Linked DNA regions of Mus musculus: region 1 is linked to region 2. A link is a contact called in ENCODE POLR2A ChIA-PET data. All regions are on one chromosome and are shown on one strand. Each heading gives the region's core, a stretch centred on a gene start or an enhancer-like site at or near the end of the contact. The rest is flanking DNA. Distances are from core to core; before and after follow the strand shown. Region 1 holds the start of Plekhm1 (pleckstrin homology domain containing, family M (with RUN domain) member 1). Region 2 holds the start of Hexim2 (hexamethylene bis-acetamide inducible 2).

The links. ChIA-PET counts read pairs that join two places held with the same protein, here RNA polymerase II (POLR2A).
Region 1: POLR2A ChIA-PET joins it to region 2 with 10 read pairs in embryonic stem cell. The contact joins the promoter of Plekhm1 here to the promoter of Hexim2 in region 2. POLR2A ChIA-PET finds 5 or more read pairs at or near these places in 4 of 5 experiments (Patski and embryonic stem cell).

What each region holds. Positions count from the first base shown.
Region 1 is chr11:103,409,343-103,414,083 of GRCm38, forward strand. It overlaps Plekhm1 (pleckstrin homology domain containing, family M (with RUN domain) member 1), which reads right to left and starts at 3,363. Exons shown (of 12, transcript NM_183034.2): 1 at 3,251-3,363.
Region 2 is chr11:103,131,674-103,136,340 of GRCm38, forward strand. It overlaps Hexim2 (hexamethylene bis-acetamide inducible 2), which reads left to right and starts at 1,686. Exons shown (of 3, transcript NM_027658.2): 1 at 1,686-1,784; 2 at 2,362-2,468. The coding sequence starts at 2,406.

The sequences.
Region 1 (4,741 bases), core at 2,113-4,612, 280 kb after region 2:
GGCAGGGTTTGGGGACGGGGTGGGGATGGGGAAAGAGAAGACGCTTCTGAAGCAGGAGCTTCAAGTTAAATACTGCTGGAGGATGAGAGACCAGACCAAACTCTCATGTGGGCGAGGGCATCTGCCCCCGCTGGACACATTTCCCCTCCGACTTCCCTTTCACCCAATACCACCAACTCTCCCACAATCCTGTTCCACACAGTATAGGATTCTTCTCTCTACCTCCTTTTGGCTTTGTTTTGTTCTGTCTGCTGGGTAGCTCAGGCTGGCCTCAACTTCTAGCAATCTTCCTAGTTTCTCATCCCTCAGCGAAGAGATTACAAAGCCTGGCCAACTCTGCCTGGCTTTTAGATTTTTCCTTCAGCAGGACCCAGTAGTGTGCTACCACTGACTCCTCTTCTGGAGGTCCTGAGTTCAAATCCCAGCAACCACCCGTAATGAGATCAGATGCCCTCCTCTGGTGTGTCTGGAGACAGCTACGGTGTACTTACATATAATAATAACTCTTTCTAAAAAATATTTTATTTCTGAGCAAGATCTTGCTATGTCTCATAGACTGACCTTGAACTTACTATGTAGCCCAGGAAGGTCTTAAACTCCTTGGGAAAGCTTTGAACTCTCATTCTCAGCCTCCTGGGCACCTGTGGTTTCAGGTGGGTAGCACTGTACCTGGCTTTGCGATAGGATTCTAAGGACGTGGGTGCTCTGAGTGAATGAAAAAAACAACTTCGAAGAATCCACTCATTGCTGTACTTCTAGGACCTAGGACTAGTACTCAAAAATCAAAAATAAATAAATAGCTGGGCAATAGTGGTACACGGCTTTAATCCCGACATCTGGGAGGCAGAGGCAGGAGGATTTCTGAGTTCAAGGCCAGCCTGGTCTACAGAGTGAGTTCCATGCCAGCCAGGGCTATACAGAGAAACCCTGTCTTGAAAAAAACCCAATAAATAAATAAATAAATAAATAGCTCAACTCTTGAATGACTTAATAGATACAGGCGAGGCATATAGAACAGATTCATCTATTCAGCAGACTGGGAAGCTGAGGCACAACACTTTACGCTGTAGGGCTACTGAGAAATTTCTGCCAGTACACAAAGCTGCCAATGAGTGAAAAGCAACTCTGAAGGTTGCATCATCATGAGAGACTATTCAAGGCAGAGCTGCATTCAGCCTTCACAGAAGGAGACGGCTGTGGTAAGCATGGTCTCTCAAGACCCTTGCTGACAGGGCCTGAAGTGCAGCTCAGTGGTAGAATATTTGCCTCACATATACAAGGCCCTGGACTAAAACTCCAGCACTGGGCTTGCGTATGGGGGAGGGGGCTGCCAAAGACCCCTCCCAAAGCAAGCCCATTAGAACCTGGTTGGAAATGTCCTTGGACTATAAATGCTGAGCATAGGACTTAAAGACACACATCTGTCTCAACTACTGGGTTCACCTTTACATGTTCCTACAAACCCCAGTGGCTAAGACTAAGTGATCCAGGACCTACAAAAAGAGAAGCGATTTTACAGTCCCTGTACTGTCCTTCAGCCTCCCAGGACTCCTCCTGGCTTACAACATGCTTCTGATGGCCATTATGTTTCTGGGTTCAATAGTGGGGAAGCTCTGCATTCAGCTATGCAGAAAGGAACACTGGGTAGATTCTTCCTCACAGGTGCTAGGACACACTGGCAGGACTCTGTGATCACAACCAACTAACTCCACACTGCTTCCCTGAGGCTCTCTACTGACAGAACCGCCAGCCAAAAGGAAGGGCTGGTTTCCATTACCTCAGGATGAATGAGATGGTTGAGTGGCCACCTCTCACCTCCCAGGTATTTGAATGACACCTACCATTACAACAGCAGGCACAAATGACTTAATAGGAATGCCAGAAAAGCCATCTGTGGAAACACATTTAGGAGATCAGACACTACAAAGAACATCTCCCCCAAGAAGCTTTATACTCAGTTACCATCCGAGTCCCTACACACACCAATTTAGCTGTTTAGTCTGCTGGGCTCTGAACAAGGAGCAGACATGGCTGTTGAGGAATATAGCAAGTATGACCACTAGGGAGCTATACCCTAAATTCTCAAAGTGAAAGAGAGCTGGATCAAGGAAGAAAATGACAGGAGTTGAGTAGATCTAGTTAATAGCAATTCTGGGAAGCCAGGCATGGTGACTCATGCCTACAATTCCAGCACTTGGGAGGTGGAGGCAGGGAGGATCAGGAGTCCATGGCTGTTTAGATTGGCTGTCTTAAAACAATAACAAAAACAAAAAACAAAACCACCCTCCATCCTACAAAAACAAACAAACAAACAAACAAACAAAAAACAGATTAAAACCAGGAGTGGTGACCCACACTGTGAGTTTGAGGCCAGCCTGATCTACATAGTGAGTGATCTGAGAGAGAGATCTAAGGCTAAATAGTGACATGCTGTCTCAAAAACAACAACAACAACAACCCAAAACCCCAAACTAACAGTGATGTTAGGGGGCAGGAATATTATGTACATGCATAAAATTCTCAAAGAATTAATAAATGCATATTAAATTTAAAGTAACGAAAGGACTGGGGGAAGTGGTAGAAACTGAGACAGTCCTCTACAGCAGAGTCGGGGACAGTTTAATATTAAGTCTTAGACAGGAAAGTGCCTGAGAGACCTTACCTCTGTGATCAGCTAGGGAATTAGGTAAAAATCGGTAAAGAAAAGATACACACAAGCCTTGAGATAAAGCTGTGACGTCAGTAACCAAGAAGAAACCGGCAAGTTCAACAGGAGAAAACTTCAGTAGTGGGTCAATGGGAGGGAGGGAGACTTAGCGTGTTTGGGACGAGTGAGCCAGATACGACAGGCTGCGATAAGAAATTGAGCCAGAATGGAGGGTCGAGGGAAGGTTCAGAAGAGATGAGGGATAAACGCGATGTTGAGATAAGAGGTGGCGAAGGGATGTGGCTCGCTCGGATCGGGTTGCAACTGGGCTAAAGAGGGGTCACGAGTGAGGCTACACTTTTGCAAGACCGGTGGTTAGGGGACCCGGCTTGGGGCTGAGGTTGGCTGCGGTGGAGACGGAGGGGAGAGAGCCGGTGGCCACTGGCTGAGGTGGGAGCAGGCCCGGGCTGCGAAGGGCCGAGGTTCCCACCCCAAGTCTCCAGGCGCACAGGGGTCGCGAGTGGCTGCGAGGTTGCGGGCCCACCGCCGGGTCGCATCACCGCCCCGCGCTTCCCTCCACGTTCAGACCCCAGACTCACTCACCGAAGGGATCAGGAGCAGGTGGCGGCGCTCCGGGCGAAGCGAGACCCCCCTCGGTTCCGAGCAGAAGCTGCGGCTCCAAAGGCACTGACAACAGGAAGCGGCGCGCGGCGTCTGACGCCATCACGTCGGCTCCTCGCTACGGCCCCGCCCCCAGTCCTCAAAAACCAATCACTGGGCCTAGAGGAGCCGAGGGGCGGGGCCGTCAGCTCTTCCCTTGCCCCGGATTGCAGGGCTTCTTGGCTCAGGTGAGCGATCCTGCCGCTCTCGCTACTCTGGCTCTGGGTAGCGCAGAGAGGCTGGACCCTTGGAGCTTCGGGACTTCTGCGTCCCGCAGCTCTGCCCCTCAATCGCATCTGTGCAACTTTGGGGTTGTCGTGTTTGCCCCCTTAATCCGAAAATGCGCCCTGTTGCGCCATTAACCCGTATGTTTCCCTAAGGGCATTAGTAGTGGAGGGAGCAAGTGGATCCTGGGTCCAAGTGGGACCTTCAGGTCTGGTTTTTCCGGAGCCAGGAAACAGTTGTTTTGACTTGTCTCATACCACGTGATCGCCCTGAGGGCTCTCTTGGACCTGTTAGTTTAATTTGCCTGCGGTCAGCCCTTTGAGGCATGAAGCCCAGAGGACCTGCTTTTTGTCTTCTCACTATTTAATTGCTTTTGTTCCATTACAGAAAATGACAGCTGTCTCTCGGAATAGACGCGGAAGAAAACTGTCAAATGTAGCAACCGTGACTAATAAAGGGCAGGCTGGGCAGGTCTGAGGACCGTGCCCAAAAGGGAACCTAGGACCTAGGTGTGGGCCATAGAGGTGGTGACTGTAAAAGAAAAGACTCTCTGTGAGTTTATATGAACTTTGCTCCTATTGACTTAGAGGACCTTGTTTTCTTGGTGTCTTCCATCCCCTCTGGCTCCTACACTCTTTCCACCTCTCCCTTGGGGTTCCCTATCTGCTGTAGAAGGAAACTTCTCTAATGATGGCTGAACAAGGCATTGATCTATGAGTACCCAAATGTCATTAGGAGTCATTTTATCACTATGTCTTTTTTTTCCTTTTCTTTCTTTCTTTTTACCAGTTGTGGTTTGAATGTGCTTGGCCCATGGGAAATGGCACTATTTAGGAGGCATGGCCTTACTGGAAGAGGTGTGGCCTTGTTAGCGGAAGTATGTCACTGTGGCTTTGAGGTAATATATATTTGAATATATGTTCAAACATATATATGCTCAAACTCTGCCCAGTCTCTTGGTTGCCTTCTTTTTTCTTTCTTTCTTTTTTTTTTAATTTATTTTATTTTTATTATATGTAAGTACACTGTAGCTGTCTTCAGACACTCCGGAAGAGGGAGTCAGATCTCATTAAGGATGGTTGTGAGCCACCATGTGGTTGCTGGGATTTGAACTCAGGACCTTTGGAAGAGCAGTTGGGTATCTTACCCACTGAGCCATCTCTCCAGCCCTCTGGGTTGCCTTCTAATCAAGACTCTTAAAAAAAAAAA
Region 2 (4,667 bases), core at 436-2,935:
AGTAGATCAAAACTGCCATTTCTACTTAAGTACTTTCTGCATCTACAGAAGAGATGGCTTCAGTAACAATGAGACAGTGGCACAGAAAATACTCTTTTTAGTTTGTGGAACAAGACTTTAAATGGGACATGGTGTAGGCTTACAAAAAAAAAAAAAAAAAAAATCACATCGGAATTAACTCCCTTTGCCCTTGTAGCACAGCCTCTTCGCCCCTAAGTTACGGCTCAGATTTCAAAATGCAAGCAGATGTTTTTGAAGTACCCGAAATGGGCCACTCCGTTTCTATTACTGGACTGTAGTGACTGAAATTATTTTCTTTCCCCCAACCCTTCAAAGGGCATAACCCCATCCCTTTGGCGTGAAATTTTGAAGTGGGGCGACACACTTCAGGAGTTTCCAAAAGCGGATGCTGACGTTCGAGGTCAGGCCATTGGGAGAGTCGGGGCTCGATGGGAGAAATCTTGAGGGCAAGAGAGCTCAGAAATTTCCAAGCGCTAAGCTCGAGCTTTCCACGTGCCCAGATCTAGTTGGTCCCAGGGGGAGTTGGTGGCTGTTATAGAAGTTAGAGGGTTGTTGCTTTTCGCAGCCCTGAGAAGTGGGATGGACACGGTGTATGGGGGTGGGGAGGCGGGTGCAATCCGGCCGGGCAACCTCGGAGCCTCCAGCTCACTAGCACTGCTCAGGGCATGCGGCCAGAGTTGCAACCTCGGCCCGTCCCTGCGAGCCAGGGTCTCCAACTGGCGTCGCGCCCACCTCGTCCTTCAGATGGGGGTCCGGCTACGCCGGGCCTGGCCGCCATACCCGGGATGAATGGGGGTGACGAGAGGCCTTGGGCAGACCTCGGCCTCAGGATCACGTCCCGGTGGAAGCACAGCAGAGGGGAAGCCGTCTTACTGGCCTCTCCTCTGCTGGGATCCCGGGAAATACGCGGTAATTACCCCAAAAGGCCGCTCTCAAAGGCGAGGCGGAGAGGCTGCCGGGACGGTTTGAGGACTGGGCTCGGCCGGGGAGACGCCAACCTTCACCCTTCCCAGCCCCCGACCCAACTCCCCGCCGTCTCCCGGCGCCGCCACTTCAGGCAGCCCACTCGGCCCGGCCTCTCCCCGCGCCCGGACCACCCCCCATGGGGTGCTCTCACTGCGCAGCGAGTCCCTCCGCTGCCTCCTCCCAGCCCAAAATGGCGGCGGCGGCGGCGGCCCCCGAGCTGCTCGTCGCCTTCCTCAAGGCTAGGGAATCCCTCCGCGCGCAAGCCCCGCCCCCGCGACCGGATCTCTATTTCTCCCTGGTAAAGCCTAACGCCATCAATGAACTCTTTAATTGAGCTCTGACAGGGCGGGTCCAGTTGTGCTTCCGCACAGCTAGTTGTTGACAAAAGTCGGGAGACTGGCAGACAAGCGACCCAATCAAAGAAGAGATCGGTGAGCGCGGGACGTTCACGCAAAGGCAAATAGGTTTTTTTTTTTTTTTTTTTTTTTTTTTTTTTTTTTTTTTTTTTTTTTGGCGTTCCTGGGCATGGTTGTTGACGTAATGGGAGCTTGAAAGTATCCTGGGCAGCTTTCCTAGGGTGGAAGAACTACAACCCCCAGCAGCCATTGCGCTGCCAGGCTGTCCTCTTCGCCCCTCCACCTCCCCCCCCCCCCATCTTAGGGCTTTAGCGGCTTGGCCAGAGCTGCTGCTACTGCAGCAAGAGATAGGGCAGAGGCGTTGAGACTCTCATGGACAGGCGGTCGCACAGAAAGACACACAGAGGTAGTGGTGTACACTAAGCCCTTGACAGCAAATAGGTCAGTCCCACCTTCGTTAAATCTCCCTGCCAGGACTTTTCCCTCCTCCAAGAACTCCATTTTTACTCCCATTGAATTTTTTTTCTTCTTCTTTCTGTCAGCTGCATGTAGTTTGAAGACTTCTTCCCTTTAGCTCCCCGTTCCTTGAGACAGGAGAGAAGCCGTCCAGGCCCTGTAGACAAAAAGACTTCAACCATAGGCTCTGACCAGGTCCCAACCTAGAGAGATTGAAGGTGGTCAAGATAGGGGCTTCCAGGAGCTACAGACCCACCCTCTCCACAGCATCCCCCAAGCAGTGTCCTTTCTGGGTGACAGAGCTCAGGCCTACCCTCCTAACTGCCAGCCTGTCTTTACTTATTAGGAGAGCAGAGGCCCAGGGCCTCTGCTCTCCCACTTGGTCCCTTGCTGGCTAGCAATGTGAAGACTAGAGTATGGAAACAGCCTTCCGAGTCTTCACTTGAAAGTGAAGGCCATGCAGGTCTGGGGCCACAAAATGGCTGCTGCTGCTGTGACAAAACAATTCCTGACCAACCAGCTTCTGCCTAAGGACTTAGGTTTCTGTTGTTGTTCAAAGCAGGTGACAGTAGTTAAAGACATCATCTGCTGCAAGAGTAGGAGAAGATGGCCACTGTGAACCATACCAACTGCAACACAGCGTCACCAGCTGCTCTGGAGGAGGCCAAGGTAAGTACCCACCCTCCCAGCCACCTGAAAGCCCTAAACGTGGGGTCAGATAGCTGAAATCCTAGGGCTTTTGTTGTTTTGTCTTGTTGGTTGGTTGGTAGATTTAGAAAACCAGTATTTTATTTTATTTTCGTTTGTTTGAGACCTTGAGGGGGGAGGTGGGGGGGGGTGTCTTTCTGTGTATCCCCAGCTGGCCTCGAACTTGCAACAACGTTCTTCTTCAGCCTTCCAAGGGCTAAAATTACAGCCTGCACCACCACACCCAGCTAGAAAGCCAGTGTTTTAAATGAGTCTGTACTGTGCTCTGGGAAGTAGGCCAGAATGTGATTCAATGATGGCTCATGAATTCCTAAAAGCCCTTCAAGGTAGATGTTATTTCCAGTGGACAGAAGCTGAGGTTGGAGAGCTGCACTACCTTTTCCAGAATCAGGCAGCCTGTGAGGAACAAAATTCCACCTTACATTTAGGGTCTTCTGATAACAGTACCTTGTCTCTCAATGACAAGTGACCTCAAGGACAAATAACTTGGTTAGAGATTTTGCACTTAAAAAAAAATTTATTTTTTCCGGGCTGAGAACCAAGAATGAGTCAAGACAAGAGATTTCGGTGTACAGGTTGACAGGCAGGGCAGGAAAACCTCAGAGGAGAGGGAGAAAGCGCCTAAGTCCTCAGTAAATGGCAACTTAGTATGTGGGCTGACAGCAGGAACCCACAGAGTCCCAGCCCATGCTGGCTCTCGGTGGCCCTTATCCATCACCACACTTCCAAAATAGCAGAGAGCCAAACATCAGAGAGTTGGTTTCTGTTGTTATTGTTGTTGTTGTTGTTGTTGTTGTTGATTTCACAATGCTAGGAATTGAACCCAGGGCCTTGCCAATGCTAGAAAAGTGCTTTATCATGGAGCTACACCCCAGGCCTTTGCTGTTATTGTTGTTTGCTGGGTTTTGTTTTTGTTTTTGTTTTTTTGACAGCGTTTCTCTGTGTAACAGCCCTGGCTGCCGTGAAACTCGATTTGTAGACCAGGCTGGCCTGTAACTCAGAGACATACTTGCCTTTGCTTCCTGAGTGCTGGCATTGTGTGTGTGTGTGTGTGTGTGTGTGTGTGTGACAGTGTTTAACTCAGAGAGGCTTTTAACCCATTTAAGCCTAGTCTGGGTTTCTTATGGCGTTTGTCAAGTAAGGCTACAAGAGAGGGTGAATGTCTCGTGCAGGTTACAGAGCAGAACTTATCTTTTATAGTGATAGTGGTGGAGGGTCAGAGCTTCAAAATGGAGACAATGAATAAGCAGAGGGACAGAGCTGGCTTGGTTTTAGGCCGGAGTCACTAGGGAACTAAGACTGGGAACAGGAAAATGACCGGAAACATACAATAAGCTATCCTTAGATCCCTGTACGTTGTGTCTGTAGGTGGGCAGCAGAGCCATCTTAGTTTGTTTAAACCACCAGTAAGACAAGGCCAATTCCTTATGATCTGATTGATGATCTTCCTGCTACAGGTGAAGGGACACTGCAAATATCTCACAGCGCGCAAGTACGCACACACACACACACACACACACACATGCACACCCCTGGAATCCCCTTAGGATCTCTGAAACACCTAATGAGGCAGTCGGCATGATGCTTCATGTGTGTAATCCCAGAACTCAGGAGACCGTGGCAGCATTGCTGAGACCAGGCTTGGCTGCAGAACGGGTTCCAGACTATCCTGGGCTACCAAGTGAGACCCCAAAACAAACAGCTTGTCTCCAAAAGCAGACCCCCCCCCCCAGGTCCCCTGCTCAGAGGCCAGCAAGATGGCTCAGCAGGTAAAGTTAGTTCTCGTACCAAGACCAACAACCTGAGTTCAACCTCCAGGATCTATAGAATAGGAAGGAAAAACCAACTCCCACAAGTGATCTGTGACCTACACATACACACACACACACAAGCCATGTCCTTAGGATGCGTCTGTATACACACATACACACTTACATAATAAGTAAAACTGTAAAAAAGTGACCCTGCTTAGATGCTACTGTGAGAGTGGTTATTATTAGAAATCTCTCTAACCACAAACTTAGAGCAATTCGTTCCCTATCCTCACACCCAGGACTCCTGCCCCTCACCACACAGATAAGCAGATGCCCCTTGTGTGCACTCCCTCCCTCCTTCCCACCCTCTCCTCTTCCTCTTCCAAGGTCTCCTTGTGTAGCCCTG